Linked DNA regions of Homo sapiens: regions 2 and 3 are each linked to region 1. Evidence: chromatin contacts called from ENCODE Hi-C or POLR2A ChIA-PET data. All regions are on one chromosome and are shown on one strand. Each heading gives the region's core, a stretch centred on a gene start or an enhancer-like site at or near the end of the contact. The rest is flanking DNA. Distances are from core to core; before and after follow the strand shown. Region 1 holds the start of DIPK1A (divergent protein kinase domain 1A). Region 2 holds the start of GBP5 (guanylate binding protein 5). Region 3 has its middle 24 kb from the start of LRRC8C-DT.

Evidence for each region. Hi-C counts contacts between places; a loop is a spot of excess contacts on that map. ChIA-PET counts read pairs that join two places held with the same protein, here RNA polymerase II (POLR2A). Pooled maps may share reads with other maps.
Region 2: a loop to region 1 is called in a map with no recorded cell type, with 5 times the contacts of the local background. The contact joins the promoter of GBP5 here to the promoter of DIPK1A in region 1. A Hi-C loop is called at or near these places in 1 of 37 single-sample maps with no recorded cell type. POLR2A ChIA-PET finds 5 or more read pairs at or near these places in 1 of 52 experiments (CD4-positive, alpha-beta T cell).
Region 3: a map of CD4-positive, alpha-beta memory T cell shows a loop between it and region 1 (4-fold over the local background). The contact joins the enhancer-like site here to the promoter of DIPK1A in region 1. A Hi-C loop is called at or near these places in 1 of 168 maps with a recorded cell type or tissue (CD4-positive, alpha-beta memory T cell) and 5 of 50 pooled maps. POLR2A ChIA-PET finds 5 or more read pairs at or near these places in 2 of 52 experiments (CD4-positive, alpha-beta T cell and GM12878).

The regions. Positions count from the first base shown.
Region 1 is chr1:92,959,509-92,963,764 of GRCh38, reverse strand. It overlaps DIPK1A (divergent protein kinase domain 1A), which reads left to right and starts at 2,303. Exons shown (of 5, transcript NM_001006605.5): 1 at 2,303-2,389. The coding sequence starts at 2,336. RefSeq lists silencers at 1,943-2,022, 2,183-2,742.
Region 2 is chr1:89,270,696-89,274,951 of GRCh38, reverse strand. It overlaps GBP5 (guanylate binding protein 5), which reads left to right and starts at 2,092. Exons shown (of 12, transcript NM_052942.5): 1 at 2,092-2,500; 2 at 4,090-4,197. It also overlaps the pseudogene LOC100421401.
Region 3 is chr1:89,606,537-89,610,792 of GRCh38, reverse strand. No RefSeq gene overlaps it. Among named protein-coding and RNA genes, the nearest start is that of LRRC8C-DT, 24 kb to the left of the region's middle. Within about 2 kb of position 2,377, at least 12 of the 41 ENCODE cell types and tissues checked have a DNase peak (open chromatin) inside an H3K27ac peak, as active enhancers do; they include CD4-positive, alpha-beta T cell, where a contact is called at or near this core.

The DNA of each region.
Region 1 (4,256 bases), core at 1,054-3,553:
TTGTAAGAGAACTTCTCAAAAGAATTGTTTGTATTAGCCACCTCCAGTTTCTCTCCTCTCATTTTTTTCTTAAAACCACTCCAATCAAGTTTTTCCTCTATTGCTCCACTGAAGGGTTATCAATGGCCTCCATGTCACTAAATCCAACAGTCAATTCTCAGTGCTCACTCGCAGAGGAGCACTCCCTCTTCCTAGATCCACAAGCTTCACTCGGCTTCAGGGCACCTCACTCGGGTCTCCCACTTCACTGGCTGCTCCCTTTCAGTCTCCTTGGCTGGCTCACCCACTACCCTGTCTTAAAGCTGCATTGGTCCCCAGAGCTCCATCCTCAGTCGTCTTTTATTTACACTCACTTCCTTGGTGATCTTAGGCAGTCTCATGGCTTTAAACGCCATCTAAATGCTGATATCTCTCATATACCTCTAGCTTGGACCACGCTCCTTAATCCTAGACTCATTCATACATACAACTGCCTAATCAAGATCTCCACTTCAATTTCTAATAGATACCTTAAAATGGAACTTCTCCAAAACTGAACTCCTCTTTTGCCTCAAACTTCCTCTATTTGTAGTCTTCCCCATCTCCCTTGGTGTTTTCCCCATAACCTTTATTAGCATTCTTATCCAATTTGATTTTATTGATTACATTTATTATTTATTGCCCCTCTCTCTCACATCCACAAGCGCAAGGATTTTTGTCTGTTTTGTTTATGTAACCGAAACAACTTGAATGGTGCCTGGGTACTCATAAATCTTTATTAAATGAATGAATGAAACCACTAGGATTCATCCTTATCTTACTCAGAAATTACTGTCTCTTGACCCAAACAAAATCAATGAAAAATTGGTTTATCTGCAAGCAATAAAATAAGACCAAGTAGCTGTAGTTCCAGCTACATGGGAGGATGGCTTCAGCCCAGGAGTTTGAGTCCAGCCTAGGCAACATGGTAAGACCCCTCTCAAAAACAGAAAGAACAACCACCACAACAAAAATCACCTAGGTTTAAAACCTGTGTCTGTGTGTGGGTTGAGGGAAGGGGCAGACATGAAGGTATCTCTTCAGAACAAGGCACCTGAACAAGGCTTATGCAAAAACCAAGTGAGAATGAGTAATGGTTTGCTTCTGGGGAAACCCCTTCTCAGAGCAACAGGCCGGAATGAGCTCTAACGGGCCACCTAAACTTTGTTAGCATCACGCTTAAACGTGGTAGGTGGGGTAAAAAGCAGCCAAAAAAAAAAAAAAAAAAAAAAAAGCTGCTTCTTCCATTACAAGTCACTTGGATCAACAGCTGTTCTCCCACTAGGGTGGCTCTTTTTTCCCTTATTTGGAACTCATTGTCAAAAGAAAGACACCACACCCTGTGTTATGTAGCCTTAACCAAGCAGCAGGCCACGTCCCAGGCTCCCTGCCTTCAGGACTGTATTTAATTCGGTGTTTTTGTTTTTGTTTTCTTTTGAAATCAGTGTTCCTGGACGGGGCCAGGAAAACTCTGAAGCTGTCTTAAAAACAATATAAACCAAAAAAGTCGGAATTTTTTAAAAGTACATTTTTAAAAAAAGTTGTAGGCCGTTAGAGGCGAACTGGAGCGTGGTAAGGGGGGCACCGAGTTCAGCAGTGGGGCGCCCTGTCCGCGTTCGAAGCTGAGCCCAGTCCTGGGGGGATGCCCCGGTCTGCGTCTCCAGCTGCGGCAGACACCCCCTTCCCCCGACCGCCACCAAGGGCGAGGGAGGACGAGCCAGTCCCCAGGGAAGGAGCCCCAAGCTTCCCTTGAATTTCCAAACAACCCGTCCAGACACGTCCTGACTCCAGGAGAAGAGTCCATGGGGAGCGTCGGTGCTGCCGGGGCGGGTGGCGGGACGCGCAGCTGGGCGCAGCGCGGGGAGCCGGAAGCCGGAGCAGACTGCGAGGCCAGCGCGGTCCGGGGGTCGCCGCATCAGCCAGCGAGAAGCACGCCCCAATCCGCGCCGAGCGTGCGACACCCCCGCTGCCGCGGCGCCCCCTCCCGCCTCCGCGCGCCTCCCCTTTAAGCTCCAGGCGCAGTCGATTTGTGTCGGCGGAGGCGAGGTGCGACTCCCCTTTATGGCGGAGTCGGCAGCAGCCTCTCTGACAGCCGCGGCGGCCGGCGGGCGAACAGGGCAGGAGGCTGGGCCTCTGGCCTCTCGCCGCCTTCACTGCAGCCGGGCCGAGGGGAGCGCGGCGCGCGCCGCGGCGGGGGCGGGGGAGTGGGCGGGCCCGGCCGGGCAGGGGGCGGGGAGGCGGGGGGAGGCGGGGAGCCCGGCCGCCAGCGCTCGGGTCCGCCTCTGACTGCAGCGCGGCGGGGCGATGTGTGATTACCATGGCGAGGAGTCTCTGTCCGGGGGCCTGGCTAAGGAAACCCTATTACCTCCAGGTAGGCCGGCGGCCGCCCAGCCACCAGCTGCGGGAGCACCCGGCCGTGTGCCCTGCCGCGCCGCGCAGGACTCGCCCGCTCCCCTCCTCCCTCCCTGGGTCTGTGCCCGCCCGAACCCCGCTGCCCCCTGCCGTCCGGCACCTGGCGGCGCGCCCTCCCCAGCCCCCTCAGCGGCTCTGCCGACGCCCCCCACCGCGGCCCTCGCGGCTCCCGCGCCGCGGCCAGCCGGGCTCCAGGGCCCGAGTCGTCCCGCCCGGGTACGCCCTCGCATCCTGAGAGCCCCGAGACGTGACCTGGGTACGACCCCGCGCTCCGGGCATTGCCCGCAGCCCTGCGCCGCTCCAGGCGGAGCTCGACGGGCCGCCTTCTCCCTGGTGTTTTCGGGGCTTTCCCCCCTCCCCCGTGGGCCCCCGCAGGTCGGTTGCCCTTGACTCAGTGTCTTGGGTCTTAAGTCGGTGGTAGGAAAGGTGGTGTAGCATTCCTCCGTGTCTTAGAAAATTATGACAATTTGTCACACCAGTGTTTCCCCAGGCTCCAAAAAGCAGCGTGTGCCTCGTGCCGAGCCCCTTGGTTGGGTCGTTCCATCACACCCAAGATTTAAATGGGAGGTGGAGACCGATAAGCCTGAACCAGGCGGATGGGTGTTTGCTTTTTAAAGGAAAGGGGCTAGTGGCTGGTCTGTGGATCCCAAATACCCTAGTAATGCAAACGTAATTCTCAGTCATGTCGTGTGTACGGTTCGCGTGTTAATTTTTCATGATTTCCCGTTCCACCCTCTGTTCCGCTGCCAGTCTGTGCCTTGGAACCCTACTACTGCCTAAGTGTACTGTTTGGTCACCAGGGGGACCTAGTAGACACCGCGAGTAGCTGAGCGCAAATCCATCACTCCGATGGAAAAACAACTACAAATCAATGCCTTGCGTGGGTCAGCAGTGTTAGCCAACGCTGCATTCAGAGGACAGTATTCCTTTACCGCTTACATTAAAAGGCCAAGAGGTAGATGATTTGGGGTCAGCTGGTGCTTTTATAAATTATGAAAAAAGTTGAGAAGGTAACCATCATGAGGCAAGTAAATCTTACATTTTTGTTTGAAAATTGTATGTGTAAGTCATTACCCTGAAATGAGTGACGTATTGCAAATTGGAAGCATGATTTGACAACCCATGATATTAAGCGTGTACGAATAAAACTGAGTCTTTGTAGCAAGCACCACCAATAGTAATTGTGCACTTGAGTAACACTGTCACAACCCCTTCTAGAATTCAACCCAGGCCAGGTACCTCTGTGTAATCTTTTATGTGAGTTTAAAAAAAAGCTTACCGGCCAGGCGCGATGGCTCACACGTGTAATCCCGGCACTTGGGAGGCCGAGGCGGGCTGATTCCTTGAGCTCTGGAGTTTGAGACCAGCCTGGGCAACATTGTGAAACCCCGCCTCTACTAAAAATACAAAAAAAAAAAAAAAAAAAAAAAAGTTGGTTGGGTGCCTGTGGTCCCAGCTACTCCGGGAGGCTGAAGTGGGAGTATGGCTTGAGCCCCGGAGCGGAGATTGCAGTGAGCTGAGATCACGCCACTGCACTCCAGCCTGGGCAACAGAGTGAGACCTTGCCTCTTAAAAACAAAAACAAAAACAAAAAAACGGCCAGGCGCAGTGGCTCATGCACTTTGGGAGGCCGAGGCGGGCGGATCACGAGGTCAGGAGATCGAGACCATCCTGGCTAACACGGTGAAACCCCGTCTCTACTAAAAATACAAAATATTAGCCGGGCGTGGTGGCGGGCGCCTGTAGTCCCAGCTACTCGGGAGGCTGAGGCAGGAGAATGGCGTGAACTTGGGAGGCAGAGCTTGTGGTGAGCCGTGATCGTGCCA
Region 2 (4,256 bases), core at 843-3,342, 3.7 Mb after region 1:
CATTACAAATGTCTAATAAATAATATCCTTGTTATCATTCATCATGTACTAAGTGCCAAAAACTTTGTCCTTGCCTGTGAGTTAAAGTTCTCAGCTACTGAACCTACTGCGAAAGTAATAAACTTAGTCCTGTGTGAGCAGCTCTAACATTTCACAACAATAGACCTCAAAAATCATATGAGCTCTTCCCCTGGCCTACTCCCAAACTGGAGATGAATGTCAACGTATTTCAAGCTAGGTTTGAAATACCACATACTTTGAACAACTGTGAAAGATCTCAAATTTCTCTTCTAGTAACAACAACAATGGAAGCAGGGAGGAGTATGGCTGGCACTGAAAGGATTCTCTGCAGTTTCTAGGAAACATGCAGTTTCAAAGAAGTCAGGTCAAATACATCCAGCCTATCTACACTAGGTAACAGTTGGGCAATTCCCTTTGTCATCTGGCTTAGTCACTGAATTTCCTTTTTGGTTTCTATTTCCTACAGAGAACTTTCAAAAATCCCCCTTTCTGTTATTCCATATTTTGTATTCAAATTGTCTCCTTTTTCGAGCAGGGAAAATGGGGTGGGAAGAACAAAAACCCCAGGACTGAGTGAAGAAAATAAATGAGAAATCACCACAGTGAAAGTAAAAGACGAGAGTTCGAACTCAGCAAGTTCTCATCGAAGCAGCTTTCTTTTTTCTTTTCTTTTCTTTTTTTTTTTTTTTTTGAGACAGAGTCTCGCTCTGTCACCCAGGCTGAAGTGCAGTGGTGCAGTCTCGGCTCACTGCAAGCTCCGCCTCCCAGGTTCAAGCCATTCTCCTGCCTCAGCCTCCCGAGTAGCTGGGACCACAGGCGCCCGCCACCATGCCCAGGTAATTTTTTGTATATTTTTAGTAGAGACGGGGTTTCATCGTGTTAGCCAGGATGGTCTAGATCTCCTGACCTCGTCATCCACCCGCCTCGGCCACCCAACATGCTGGGATTACAGGCGTGAGCCACCGTGCCCAGTCCCTCATGGAAGCAGTTTTCTTACTAGCTCTAAAATACCTCTTCTCCCGATTTTATAATCAAGGTAATGAGAGGTGACGGCGTGCTGGCAGCCCTTGCAGCCCTCCCTCGCTCTCGGTGCCTCCTCTGCCTGGGCACCCACTCTGGCGGCACTTGAGGAGCCCTTCAGCCCTCCGCTGCACTGTGGGAGCCCCTTCCTGGGCTGGCCGAGGCCGGAGCTGGCTCCCTCAGCTTGCTGGGAGGTGTGGAGGGAGAGGCAGGGGTGGGAACTGGGGCTGCGCCCGGTGCTTGAGGGCCAGCGCGAGTTCTGGGTGGGCTTGGGCTCTGAGGGACCTGCACTCGGAGCGGCCCCAGGCAGTGAGGGGCTTAGCACCTGGGCCAGCAGCTGCTGTGCTCCACTTCTTGCAGGGCCTTAGCTGCCTCCCGGTGGGGCAGGGCTGGGGACCTGCAGCCTGCCATGCCTGAGCCTCCTCCCCTCTCCCGCTCCCCACCTCACCCCGCCATGGGTTCCTGTGCTGCCTGAGCCTCCCCAACCTGTGCTGACCCCTGCTCCACAGCACCCTGTCCCATCCATGGCCCAAGGACCGAGGAGTGCCAGTGCATGGAGCAGGACTGGCAGGCAGCTCCACCTGCCGCCCGGTGCAAGATCCACTGGGTGAAGCCAGCTGGGCTCTTGAGTCTAGTGGGAACTTGGAGAATCTTTATGTCTAGCTAAGGGATTGTAAATACACCAATCAGCACTCTGTATCTATTTAATCTGGTGGGGACTTGGAGAATCTTTATGTCTAGCTAAGGGATTGTAAATGCACCAATCAGCACTCTGTATCTACCTCAAGGTTTGTAAATGCACCAATCAGCACTCTGTATCTAGCTCAAGGTTTGTAAATAGGCCAATCCACACTCTGTATCTAGCTAATCTAGTGGGGACATGAAGAACTTTTGTGTCCAGCTCAGGGATTGTAAACACACCAATCAGCACCCTGTCAAAACAGACCAATCAGCTCTCTGTAAAATGGACCAATCGGCTCTCTGTAAAATGGACCCATCAGCAGGATGTGGGTGGGGCCAGATAAGAGAAGTAGCCAGCAGTGGCAACCCACTGAGGTCACCCTCCAGGCTGTGGAACCTTTGTTCTTTCACTCTTTGCAATAAATCTTGCTGCTGCTCACTCTTTGGGTCCACACTGCCTTTATGAGCTGTAACACTCACTGGGAATGTCTGCAGCTTCACTCCTGAAGCCAGCGAGACCACGAACCCACCAGGAGGAACAAACAACTCCAGACGCGCAGCCTTAAGAGCTGTAACACTCACCGCGAAGGTCTGCAGCTTCACTCCTGAGCCAGCCAGACCACGAACCCACCAGAAGGAAGAAACTCCAAACACATCCGAACATCAGAAGGAGCAAACTCCTGACACGCCACCTTTAAGAACCGTGACACTCAACGCTAGGGTCCGCGGCTTCATTCTTGAAGTCAGTGAGACCAAGAACCCACCAATTCCGGACACGGTAAGACTGGGGCAAGAGGTGGAAGAGATTTGCAAGATTCATTTGGTTTTAGAAACATTCTACAAAGGATAGGATGCAGCTTATCCTGATGTGGTATATCAGACCTCAGTAAAGAATAAATTGTATTCTTATCAGACAGGCAGCAGAATTCATCAAGTACCAGCTGTGTCTGCCTCTTGCTGAATTAGACATCAATGTGTGTGGTGACTAAACTAAGAGTTTGAAATGCCTTCAAATTATTTTTCTTCCTTTGCAATTTTATGACTTATTCAGGATCATAATTTCCACTTAAGTTACCTTCGTCCTTCATAAAATCTGATTAAACTGACTCGAACTTCAGCATGAAAGTTTCAAAAACTATGATAGCTATTATTTTCATGAGAAAGAACAATGAATATGATGCAATGTAAGTAGCTTGCAAACATTAAGGACAAGAAAAAAATGTTGCCCAGAGAGAAGTTTCATGAAAACAGTGATGTATTTTTAGTCATAGTCTTGTACTTTGTTTGAAAGTAGATTTCTTCCTTTAGCAATAGCCCTGACTTAATTCATGTTGGTTTCTTGGCATCTACTCACTTAACTAACCCCTTTTGTGTTGGGTTCTGCTTCTACTACTCTATTGCCTTTACTATTATGAATCACCTAATTTAACAGTTGCCCAACTGGATCCCTCAATACTGTCTGGCAACTGTTCACTCGTTGAAATTCTCTCCTTTGAATTTCTTACCATGACACATACTTCAAGCATTTTGTACTAGTTTGATTTCCATTTATATCCTTAATAAGAGCCTTTTCCTTTTCCTTGAAATTCAAACCAGAAACTATGCAAAATAAGCAAAAGCAAGCAATAACAACTACATATACAAATGCAGGCGCAAAACCCAAACTAGAATCATATGGCTGAAAACAGATGTTTTCTTTCAGAAATCCTTCCACTACCACTTCTGAGCATTTTCTCTTAGTATTTTTTTTTGGGCATTTTCCTTCTTTGCACTTTTTAAAATCTCCTGCAGCTCGCTCACTCTCTTTCATAAGCCAGCAGTTATACTGATGTTAATAAATAGTTGTTTATTTACTTTTGCTTTTTTAGAAAACAAGCTGAAAGAATTGAGTGAAATGCCAGAGAGATACAGATAGCCAGTTGTAGGGCTGGGGTTGGAAATCAAGTCTAATTTAAGGCAAGGGCAAAATGTGCATTTTGTGTGTGTATTTTGAACCATTCTTGCATTGTTTTTATTTGCAAAGGTTATAGGGCTCAAGCAGTTAGGGAGAATGCATCCCAGAACACTAAGTTATGAATAACAGAGCAACAGTTATGTTTGTGGCTTGAACACATTAAATCTGCAATAATGTTTTAGAAATTTGGCTTTACTAAAAGCATTAAAGATGCTATCCAGATGACATTGGGGACAACATGTCAAATACTATTATTAATGTAGATATACAATGCTATTGTCATTCATAAGAGAGTCTGAACACTCAGACACATTCATTCCCTCTTCCTTAGTGACATCATCCCAAATCATAAGATCTTGTAAGCTCTCAATATCTGCTTATAGATTTGGCTTATGTATCTTTTGTTTTTCTAGCTAATTGTTGTAGATCATCACTTCAAGGTGCCCATATCTTTCTAGTGGAAAAATTATTCTGGCCTCCGCTGCATACAAATCAGGCAACCAGAATTCTACATATATAAGGTACTAATACTACATTGAAAATAGATTAGAATGAGAAGAGACCTGCCATTTGAGTCTCT
Region 3 (4,256 bases), core at 1,128-3,627, 3.4 Mb after region 1:
GTTACCCTGGCCCCGTGTCATCTCTCTTGCCTACCGCCTCTGTGGGGAGGTGTGGGGAGGAGGTGGATAGTCCCCGGAGGAGCCTGCCCCTGGGAGCCCCCTGGAGCCTGCTGCCCTGGGAGCCTCCACGATGAGGCCAGGCTGAATTGCCCCCTGGTGTGGGGGCAGCATGGTTGGGCACAGAAGGGCACGCAGAGAGGAGCCCCGAGGTGGAGCTGGGCCAGGAGTGGTGCAGCGTTCCACGGAGCCTGCAGGAGCGAGGAGCAGGCAGGAGCCCCACCCTCCCAGGCGCCTCTACGGCCGCCCAGGTTGCAGCTGCAGACCCGGGCATCTCTGCACTCTCAGGGGACCTGGGAATCCCCATTGTTAGCCCCCGTAGGCTTGAAGGTGTCTGCTTCCACTGCCTGGCCTCTCCCTGCTGTTGGCTCCAATCACAGGGTGGAGTTGAGGCCAAGTGTGGGCGATGTCACAGCCGGGCTGGGTGTACACACACACGAGGCAGTGCTGACATGCCAGGCCCCTGCCGCCTCAGCCCCCTCTGGACTTTGGGCACTGACAAGCACAGTGGGGAGGGATGCCGAGGCGGGTGCTGAGCACAGCCTGGTGCTGGCCTGCAGGTGTCCCTTGGCATGAACAGCCTGGGTGTCATGAACAGTAGCAGGAGGCCGACTGGCTCCTGGGTGGAAGGGGACTGGTGCCTAGTGAAGCCCCACCCTCAAACCAGGGAGGACTCGAAGCCTGAGGGCCAGGCTGCCAGTTCCAAGGACCGGAGGGAGGACTTGTAGTGCTTTTTCTGGGCCAGCCCATGGCCACCCATGGACCAATCAGCACACACTTCCTCCCCTCTGAGGCCCATAAAAACCCTGGATTCAGCCAGACTCCGGCAGAGGACAGAGAGAGGATAGAGAGAGGACGGGGAAATGGTGGGATGACCCGCTACAGAGAGGAACTACCCACCTCAGTGTCTCCCGTCTGCTGAGAGCTGAGAAGACAATGGGATGACCAGCTGCAGAGAGGAACTACCCTCTCTGCTGACAGCTAGACACTCATCAGGATGACCTGCCTAGCAGAGAGGAGCTACCCTCTCTGATGAGAGCTGAACACTGGCTGAGATACCCACTGCAGGTCTCCTCTGAGCTGTTCTATCGCTCAAAAAAGCTCCTCTTTGTCTTGCTCACCCTCCACTTGTCTGTGCACCTCATTCTTCCTGGTCGCAGGTCAAGAACTCAGGGCCTGCCCAATGGCGAAGCTAAAAGATCTATAACCCCAACAGGGCTGAAACATGCCCCTTGCTCGCCACGTTGTGGGTGAAAAGGAGAGAAGAGCTGTGACCCTTCGGGAAGCCCAGACCTGGGAGCTCCTAGAGCCAGGGCTTTGACTCCCTCTTTGGGGCTCTGCAGTTCCTGATGTTTCCAAGTTTCTGGGTGCCACTACATTCCCTGGTGCCAGCCAAGGAAGCTGCTCGTGGTGCACCTGGTCCAGCTGCAGCCTCACAGAGAACCAGTGCCTGTGCTGGCACGTGGAGCTGCCCGCCCTGTGGTAGCAGCCGGCATGTCTGACTGCGCAGTGGCCAGACCCCATGCTCGCTTACACATCCCTTGCCACTCCACGCCTGACTCGCAGTCTCCCTTAGGGGCATGGGATCCAGACCGGTATCGTGAGCTGAGTGCAGCCTGCCAGGCTGAGTGGGTGGAACAAGCCTAGCGGGCCGAGCAAAACTCAGACAAAGGCACCACCAGCCACAGAGGTTTCCGGCCAGAAAAGTGACACCCCAAAGATCCCGTAACACTACCTCTTCAGATACATTGGCAATAGACCAGGACACGTTTTTAAAATTTTTCTTAATTTCTTATTTTTTCCTGACCCATCACCAACAGAAAGGTCACATTTTAAACATTCACAGAGACCAGGTCTAAGGTGAGTACACAGTGATGACAAAGTTTTGTTGGGAAAGGCAGACGTTCTGCACCTGATGCTACCTTAGTCCCTGCAAAGAGTCCTCACTTCCGTGACTAAGTGGAAATCAGCTACAATTACTTAAGCACGTCACTAAGGTTTTTGTAAATAAAAATTTCTGAATAAGAAAATTTGATACATTCTTCAGTTCTGGTGTTGTTACTAACGGTCTTAGTCAGTTTGAGCTGTGATAACAAGTATCCTAGACTGGGTGGCTTAAGCAACAGACACTTTGTTTCTCACAGTTCCAGAGGCTAGGAAGTCCAAGATCAAGGTGTTGGCAGATTCAGTTCTTGGTGGGGGCCCTCTTCCTGGCTTGTAGGCGGCTGAGTTTTTGCTGTGTCCTCACATGACACACACAGACAAAGAGCGAGCTGTTAGTCACTTCTTGTAAGGATACTAATTCTAACACGGGGCTCCACCCTCGTGACCTCATCTAAACCTAACTACCCCTCAAAACCCCACCTCCTAATACCATCACATTGTGGGTTAGAGATTCAATGTATAAATTCTAGGGGAAGACACAAACATTCAGCCCATAACACTAACAATCACCAAGGAACTCATATGTACAGAGTTTAGAAGTTAGCAAAGGAAATTCACGTAAATCACCTTATCTGAACCTCACAGTTGTTATCTGTGAGATAGCTATTTTTATTTTCCCTGTTTTGCAGATGAAGAAGCTAAGTTGAGAAGCATTCAGTGATTTCCCCAGGGTCATCTGACTAGTCAGTGGCAATGGTAGAGTGCAAAATCAGGTTTTCTGATTCCAAATCCCGTGTTCATTCAGCTGCATCAGGAATCAGGCCATTCCGCTCCTAGTATTAGCAGCAATAACAAAACAGGAACAGCAGCTGATGTGTATTTGGTGCTGTACCATGTGCCAGTCTCTTTAAAAATATTATCTCTCAGGGTAGATGCTAGCATTCTATTTTACATCCCCGAGAAAACTTAAAATTATCAGGGTTAAATAACTTTCCAAGATCACACAGCCAGTATATCCACAAAGCAAGTATTTGAACCAGGTTTGGCTGAGTCTAGAGACGATGTTCTTAATATGCCACTTTGCTAGAGTGGCCTTTGAAGTGCTCTTTGAAAGACAGTTTGTAAGATGAAAATATTCTTTTAGATATATTTATTGAGATTTTAGTCAGAAATGGATTTCTTGCCCATTAAAAGCACTAGTGCCCTACAAAGTGCTCTATTGAAAGTCCTATTTTTCAGGCACAACAGATGGAGGACAGATGTTTCTTTATGCTCTGAAAGGTCCACTTTATGTAGCTGACTATAATAAGATTGTATCTGGTTCCGAATGTTTCAGAGAAATGGTATCAGGCAGATCATTGTAAATGAAAGCCAAATCAAAGGCATTATTGCACAGATTTGATAGAAAAAAAAAAGCCAAAACAACAGGATGTTATTCAATGGTATGGGCGGAAACTTTTTCAGAGTTCATTCTGAACCACACAGACATTTTCAGATGTGTTCCACCCTAAGATTCAGCCTAGTGTCAGAGAAGTGCATGTATGCTTGATTGAGACTTGTGTGATGGGGTGAGGTGGTGGGGGCCTGGGGGTTGGGTGCCATAGGTGTGGGTAATGCAATACTGAACTTTATTTCAGTGTGATTTGGAATAACATGGAAAGCCTGGAGAATGAGTGGAAACTTTGCTGTGACTTAAGTAGACTTCGGATAAACAGGAACTTTCTATGAGTTCAGAAAACTTAGATGCCTGAGTGTATTTGAATACTCATTTGGGACAAATGATTAGACCTCTAAGATAATAGTTCCCAGCTTTTTGTGTGTATTGGAATCATGACTGCAACACCTGAGAAGGATTTTCAGGCCCAATACACAAGTACGCTCATGTTTTGACCAAGCTGACTTCCAGGTTAGAAAGTCCATTTGTATTCTACAGAGAATCATAGCATCTCAGAGCCTAAAAGTGGCCTTAGAGTCACTTAGCCCAACTATCCTCATTTACTGAAGAGGAAACTGAGGCCCCATGAGGGCTAGTGATATTCTGCCATCAAACTTAACACAGTTGGGAGGGGAATACCCTGAAGATCTAAAGGACACTAGTTCAAGGTAGTGTATGCAGATGTGGTTGAGTTTTCACATACTGTTTAAGAACACAAACTTTGAAACCAGATCTAGATTCTAAACCAGTTTCCTTTGCTTACTAGCTGTGTGTCTTTTGGCAAATCACTTAACTTCCCCAAGCCTCAGTTCCCCCATCTATAGAATAAATGTCAGTTTTCTTCCTTTAACATCATTGTACCCATGCCCTCAAAGACTGT